Regions from separate parts of the Homo sapiens genome. Here region 2 is linked to region 1. The links are chromatin loops, found by intact Hi-C in ENCODE. Cell type or tissue: Caco-2. All regions are shown on one strand.

The links. Peaks named below come from ENCODE experiments on the same cell type or tissue, not always from the same donor. Only the 100,000 strongest peaks of a DNase experiment are listed, where the experiment ranks them.
Region 2: a loop joins it to region 1, with 2.0 times the contacts of the local background. A loop is called at or near these places in 1 of 110 quality-filtered maps.

The regions. Positions count from the first base shown.
Region 1 is chr7:70,216,220-70,220,219 of GRCh38, forward strand. The region is part of intron 4 of AUTS2 (activator of transcription and developmental regulator AUTS2); the gene reads left to right. Among named protein-coding and RNA genes, the nearest start is that of AUTS2, 620 kb to the left of the region's middle. In Caco-2, no CTCF peak of the experiment used is centred here; a DNase peak (open chromatin) is centred at 1,982.
Region 2 is chr7:70,303,196-70,307,195 of GRCh38, forward strand. All of the region lies in intron 4 of AUTS2 (activator of transcription and developmental regulator AUTS2), which reads left to right. Among named protein-coding and RNA genes, the nearest start is that of AUTS2, 710 kb to the left of the region's middle. In Caco-2, no CTCF peak of the experiment used is centred here; no DNase peak of the experiment used is centred here.

The DNA.
Region 1 (4,000 bases):
GTGTACATATGTTTCATCTTATGTTTAATCTGGACAGAGTGTTGGAACGAAATATGGACCCTGAAAGGTGTATGACGGGCTTGAAGTCTCAGCCCTACTACTTGCTTAATGTTTGATTTGCTAATCCAAACAATTATAATCTGTTAATTAAATCATTTCACTCCATTTCATATAATTTTTAATTTAGCATTCATTTTCAACTTAGCAGATGCTCCTGGTGTCCCACCCATACCCCTCTTTCCCTTCCACTTTAGTTCACAATGGCCCTCCTTCCTCCCGCTAGGCCTTATATTCATTCATCTTCAGGGTTTGTCTAGTCAATGAATTCTGCTTTGCCTAAGGAGTAGGCAGGAAGTAGGTGAAATGAACTGCTACCTGAGCAACCCACAGTCAATGACTAATGAGAGTTGTTGTATAAATACACCAGCTTCCTTGCTTCTTAAGTGGGATAACTTTGAGGTATACATTCTACACTGGCTTCCGGAGTCCTCCCAGTGGCATTTGCTTCTAGTTGCCCATAGTGGTAGTTGGCTGAATAATTACATACCCTTTATTCCCTGTCTGCTGTCATGATCTTACTTTCCCAGTCTCCTGCTATTGTTTACCTCCTAAATAAACTTCTCATTGTCTGCTTCTGGGAGAACCCCAGACTAAGACAACCACTGCGAACATTGGTTTCCTCATCTTTATTTATTATTACTGTTTTTTGAGACAGAATCTTGCGCTGTCACCCAGGCTGGAGTGCAGTGGCACGATCTCAGCTCACTGTGACCTCCACCTCCCAGGTTCAAGCAATTTTCGTGTTTCTGTGGGACGTCTTACATAGGCGTATTTTTTTTTTCCGGCTACTACCACTATTTGGACTAATTATTCTGAAATTTTACTTGCCAAGTTTCAGCTTTTATTAGCAAGAAAAAATGTTATGTCCACAGTTTAGAATAAAATCACAGAGAAGAAAAGTTGGATGAGGATATTGGTTTGCAGTCTTCTGTCTGTGTTTCTGTCTTCTGAGCATTCACAGATGTTCCTATCCTTCTTTCCACTGGTGTTCACATAACCTGGGATCTTGTGTTGTATGCAGTCACTCTCAAGGTAGGAACTGGAAGATAAAGTATGTGGGTGACATGGACTACTTAGAAGGAAACTGAAGTTTACATGTTGAGCCCAATTAGAAGCAGCTGAAGAGAGGAGAGAAAAAATTAACTGAGAAGTTTAATAGGCACTTAGAGCATGGCGAATAAAGCTGAGTGGCACCCACTTTTCATTTCCTAGTTCATTCTAGTTGTGCTTTTTTAACTGCAAAGACTAAAAAACGAAAGCCTTTATTTCCCAGTCTGTCTTGCAGCTAGGATTCTGGGTGTGAATCAGGTATATTTGCTCAAGATTTGGAAGGTCGACATGAGGTAAAGGTTATTCATCTTCAGCTTTAGCTCTTTTTATCTGATTAGCCAGGGCAGGAGAAGTATGATTTTTCTGTGGTGATGTTTCAGTTTTCAACTCAGCTTCCTAGATGTTGAAAGGCAGTTATGATGCGATTTCCTGATCCCAGGTTGCAGCTTCGCTAGTGCATTTGTAGCTGGGCTGCTGCAACAATGGACTTCTGTTTATGGCAGAAGAAAGGCCATACTTTAACCTTGTCTAGTGATTTTTTGTAAGAGGTTGGTTCTCTGTATTAAATCACTTCCTACAGAAAATTTCTTAAGTGTTTTCTGGTTTTTGTTTGTTTGTTTGTTTGTTTTTACCAGAACCCTAACTGATATAGATGGTTGAAGCAAACTTTATGCTGTAAAGGTCCAGACCCAGATAAAAACGAGAGACAGGAAAGATGCAGCAAGATGGTCTGCAGGCCTGCCCATGCATACACTACTCCATGATCTGGTGTCTGCAAGAAAACAAAGCAACTGCTCATTAAGTAACAGGGCAGCTAATGCTTTAGCTCTTGAGGCCCTGTGTCATATAACTTCTAATTCCTCTAATTCATCCACCAAGGGGGCAGTGAGGCAGTTCTCTGTTTGAATGCTACATCGTTTCTGACTTAGTGCTTTGAAGTGGATGACATCTTACTTTTTTTTCTTATCTTAGAGATAAGGTGAACAGAGGAAAAGGAGAATGATTTGCCCAACCTTTGGCTAAAGGAGAAAGGAAAGATTTAGAGTCCAGTGCTTCTGACTTCCCTCTGATGCGGTAACAAGGATAATATGAGTATCTAATATGCTGGGGCACAGTAAGATGGCTCTGAAGGTATGCACAGTAGAGAAAGCCATGGTCCTTGCCCTCAGGGTCTGTGATCGGCCACTGAGGCACACATTTCCACTTCCTGTGTTCCATTAATTATGCTAATTTTCCAACAAGCCCCAGCCCCACCTCTGTCAATTATTTTTGTCTCAGCCTTCTAATTACAACATTATATGACCATTCAGACTGGTACTAATTAAATCATTACTTAATTCACAAAGTGTGCGATAATGCTAATGCTTCTTGTCAGCTGAAATTACAACATGGCACCTACTTTCTTCATTCTTGGTAGATGGGGCCAGGGGGTTGCTCTTTTACCAAACATCTTTTGCTTACCCTCTGATAGCCACCTGACCATCAGCCAGAACCTACCTTCTTCCAGAACTGGGAAAACAGTGCAGTAGACCTAGCGATATGTACCTGTAATTCATCACTATCATATGAAATCATCATCCCAGTTTTGTTTGTGGAGTAAATCTTGATACTCAAGAAAAAAAAATAGTAGTAAGATTTAGAGTACTATTTGCTACATTTTTTGTCATTTGTTCTGCGTATTATTTTTAACAGAGTAAACAGTAGCTTGTCTCTTTTTCTCATTTCTAAAACAGATTTGTTTTCCACTCAATTAGACTTGTGATCACGAGAACACAAAGTAGTATTTTTCTCCTTCTGGAGAGAGACATACCGTATGATGGGCAAATTGTCAGGAATAATTATACCAAATGATGGAATAAAATCCAATGGAAAACATCTCTCTCATTGCTAGTGATACATTTTTATTTAAGACACAATGAGCATCAAGCACATTTATGACAAGGTGAAATTGACAAGTGGCCCTCTGCCATGATTTTATTTTTAATTGCTAGTAAACTAATTAGCCAGAACAACATGTTGTATAATCCACAAAACTGTCGCTCATGCGTTCTCCAATAAAAGCAAGATATATGATGTGGAAAAGTTCTCTAAGAGCTAGCCAAAAAAAAAATTATTTCAGAATTTTGAGTGTATAGACATCACAGTAAAAGATGTCTCCTCACCAGTGGAAGAACATTTGTATATAACATTTGTTTTGAGATCTGAACAGAAATTAAGGACAAACAGTAAATTTTTTTCTTTTCCTTTTTTTTTTTTTTTTGAGAGAGAGTCTCGCTCTGTTGCCTAGGCTGGAGTGCAGTGGCATGATCTTGGCTCACTGCAGCCTCTGCCTCCCGGGTTCAAGCGATTCTCCTACCGCAGCCTCTCAAATAGCTGGGATTACAGGTGCTTACCACCATACCCAGCTAATTTTTGTATTTTTAGTAGAGACAGGGTTTCACCACATTGGTCAGGCTGATCTCGAACTCCTGACCTCTTGATCCACCCGCCTCGGCCTCCCAAAGTGCTGGGATTACAGGTGTGAGCCACTGTACCCAGCCTGTTTTTTCCCTTTTTAAGATCAAAGTATGCATCAAAATAGCCAACCACTTTCTTACATGTAATTAAGTTTTATGTAGTTGAGTCACATTAAGTCTAAGACATACATTCTAGGACTAAGACTTTACAGTCATTCAGTAGTTACTTATTTGTGCAAGGCTTGGCAACCTTTTCCTTTAAAGGGACAGATAATACATATTTTTGTCTTTGTGGGCTGTTCAGTCTTTGCCACAACCACTCAGCTCTGATGTAGAGCAGCCGCAGTCATAGATAACGCAAAAATAAATGTGGCAGTGTTCCAATAAAACTTTATTTATGGACACAAAAATTTGATTTTATGTAATTTTTATTT
Region 2 (4,000 bases), 87 kb after region 1:
AATGGGGAGGAACGGCCATCCACATGCCACCCCCACTTCCACTCGGAAATAATAGGGGGTGACAAATGGCTGCTGCATTCTATTCTGTTTTACCAGGCTGTTTCTTTCCTGCCCTCAAGAGGTTTCTGACTTTCTGACAGCAGGGAGCTGAGGTTGATCTAGCAACTGGGAGGATTGCACCTGGATTTGCAGAAATACACATGCACATGTGTGCACGCACACACACACGCGCGCGCGCGCACATACACACACACACACACACACACACACACACACACAGTGCTGCTGCAACTCCCAGAGTATCACATAATCACTCTTCTGGCTTTAGTGGTTTTCCTTTGGCCACACTCTGCTCTTGTTTGGCTTGCTAGCACAGTAATCAGAGGAAAGACAGAGACTCTTTGCACTCTAATCCCCTTGTGGGTTACAGTAGTTTCAGATAGAAGACACTCCAGAGGGTGCTATACAATTTGGAGGTTTATAAAGGCCATCTTCTGGCCCCCATTTCCCTTTAAGAAATGAGCCCCTCAATCTGCATTATACATGTTCCCTTACTGCTAGAAGGGTTTTACTGGTGCCCTGACACTCTTCTCTTCCTCACCCCTCCCAGAGCAAGAACTACAAAAACATAGTTTTTTTCTCATTTTCTTTTAGATGTATCTGCTGCCATTTATTTTCTCTCTGGTGATTGTGTGATATAGGAAGGGGAAGCATCAATGGCTTCTTTATATCCTAACCACATTCCTTGACTGGGCCCTGTTTCACATCTCTGACTCCTCTAGAGATTACTCAGCCAACATGCTGCCCCTCCTCAGCGCATCACCTTCTTGGGTCTCAGGGCTTGGCATTTTCATTCAGCCTTGCAGTTCCATGCTCATCACCAACACTGCAGACATCTGCTGCCACTTTCCTGCCTAAAGCAAGGGAATTCCTGTGATTCACACCGTGAGCAGAAGCAGGGGTCCTCTTCTACTCAGCATTATCCCAGTTTGTCTCACTCCTTTAGCCAATATCATGAAACTCTGAAACTTTATAGCAGGATGAAAACTTAAGCCTGTAGTCTAAAGACCCAGAATTATGAGTGAGGAAACTGAGGCCAGGAGAGCCATGAATGATAGTGTTTACTTGATTGCTGTTTCAGATTTCACCAGCTTTTATTGATACTTCAGCATTTTACTTAGTCGATATATCTCTTCGTGTGACTCAAAGTATCCCAGTGGAGCACAGTTAACTGCCCTGGATCCGAATTGCCACTGGAGGCCGTGGCAGTGTCGGCATCAATAGGGATCACCCATGACCTTTTATTTGGGATGTAGTAGGGGGTCTGAAGTTGGGAAAGTCTGAGGTGGTACTCAGTTCTGGGTTGAATGTCTTGTGAAAATCCTGTGAATACATCTTGCGGAGAAACACAGAGGGGAAAACTTCCTGTTGTGAGAGCAGGGCTGGTTCCCTTTTAAAAAGGTATAGGATGAATATTCCATATTTGAAATACTTGAGACCAGAAGTGTTTTGGATTTTTAACTTTTTTTTTTTTTTTTTTTTTTGGAAATGCTCTGGTGAACATTTCCTTAGAGTGTCATGTGACACTCAAATAGTTTCAGATTTTGGAGCATTTCGGATTTGGGATGCTCAACCTATAATACCCAAAGGCTCTATTTCAGTAGAATTTATTGGTTTGCTGATTATAGCAGTGACATAGTTGCATTCTAGAGACCTTAGAAAATGCAGAAAATTTCAAGAAAAACATTTAAATTGTGCTCATAGTGAAACTGAGAGGTGACCACTCTTAATATTTTGTGGCATAAGCATTCCAGTCTTTTATCTTTCTCAAAGTTTCACATAAACTTTCTCAAAGGCCATTAAATACTTTTCCATAGCCTGATTTTTTGTGACCACATAGTATCCTATTATATTGATAATACCATAATTTACCTAACCCATTTTTATATATTTGGATTTTTTCCAATTCATCATTATTATGAATAATGGTGTATCTCAGTGGTTATTACTTTGCACTGCATTTCTTATGAAAGTATTGAGTAAAAGGAAGTAAAGCCCTCTCAGAGTGTTTTGTAGGCTGTCACATTTCACTCCATAATGTCCTAGTGTTTGTTGCCACCAGTGATATATGAAGGTACCCACTGAAATGTCACACCTTTTTGGTTTTCCTTTTTAAAATAAAAAATAAAAAAGACATTTAACCATATAATATTGTTCTTATATATGATTTATTATAATGTAGATTCACATCTTTGAGTTCATAAAAATATTGAATTTGGATTCTCTCCAATTTCCCTTTTAGTAGAAAGGCTAAAGTTCGGTAAGAAATTCTACTTGGAATTTTATTGAATTGAGAAACATACTTGGATTTCTGTAACTCATGACAAGTAACAAATAAACAATTAGCCAATTAATTAAAATATCTGTTAAAACCTTGAGTAATGCAGAGATTTAGTTAGGCAGTGTAGTTTAAAAAAATCAAACAAACCAGACCTATGCTGATCTCCTTGGAGATGACCATCAACAGGAAAGATAGACTTTAAACAGTGTATGTTGACATAGAGCAAGTTTCTAATTTTCCATCATTTCAAGGTGCTGGAAATTATATGGACATAAATGCCTTTATAATATGTGTACATCTGGTGAGTATAAATTCTCAGATTTGAGGACATTTCCAATAAAAGACTCACATACAAAGTATAAAACCAGTAAGCAATGGAATGCTAATCAAGTAATGAAGGATTCAGGAAAGAAAATAAAATTATGCCAAACCATGTAGGCCAAGAAATGCAAGTGGGAAAAAAAAAAACTTAAGCTGATGTCAAAGTCAAAATAAAATGTAGAGACAAATCTCTAAATTTAATGTTTTATTTGGGAATCATAGAATCACATTTGGGGCATGCAAACAGACTGGGTGGTCTTCAGCATGTCCAAAGAACAAAGGAAAGATTGGGGGTTTTATTAGAAAGGGAAATGTTACTTACAGTTTTGAAAGAAAGCTCATTGACCCTAGAGAAGCTTGTGGGAGCTGCCCGGGTCTGATTGGTGAGTGATGGTAGTAGATAAAACTAGTCTTAAAGTCATAGCAGGTTGTTTCAGCAGCTGCTAAGTAAAACTGGTCTTATGGTTACAGCAGGCTGTTTCAACAGCTGGGCTTGGAGAAAACTCAATTCTTGGAGCATGTGCTGTGTCTTGAGTACTTTTTCCCGCTGCTCTGTCAACTCTTCTTTAGTTGGGCATGACAAGAATGATGCAATTTGCATAATCAACTTTCACACTGAGTTTCCTGTAGCCTATACAAAACATAAATATTAGTGTTTTTTTACCTTTTTACAGTTTTTATTGTATTGTCTATTGAAGTGAAACATTAAAGTTATCAGAATAGAGAAACATTTGCCTATCACTACACATTGAGAAGATACTGTAAAGAGACTTGAACAAACACTGGGCAGTATGATGCGTAGAACTTTCAGTCTAGTTTTTACAAGAAAAAGAAAAGAACTGTGCTAACCATTTTGTTCATCAATATAAACTCAAGTAATGAGGTTAAATTGTAGTTCTTTGCAGAGTGCCTGGCCACCAGGTCCGTAATCGCTGGAGGTTTGATTAGATATTGAGAAAGAAATCTGCAAACCTTGGCAAAATTTGCTGCATAATTCCAAGACTGCTGGTTCTTAAATTTATCTCCATCAAAACACAGATGTCCTGTGAGCTGGACTAAGCCATCTCACTATCTATAATCAAATTATTGCTTTCTTTTTTTTCCCACTGAAAGATCGAAAAAGAAAAAATGGGTAAAAATTCTTAGATAACTGTTTTTGTAATGTGTATTTTTGTTGAACCTTGCCTCATTGTATAATCAAGTAACAAATATGAATAGAAAATACTATTGACTATGGATGGTACTTAGCTCAACAGCTTATTTTGAAGAGGAAACCATCATGTTTTTAAATATGAAACATAATCATGTACTTTACGAATAAAATTCTTCCTATTTCTT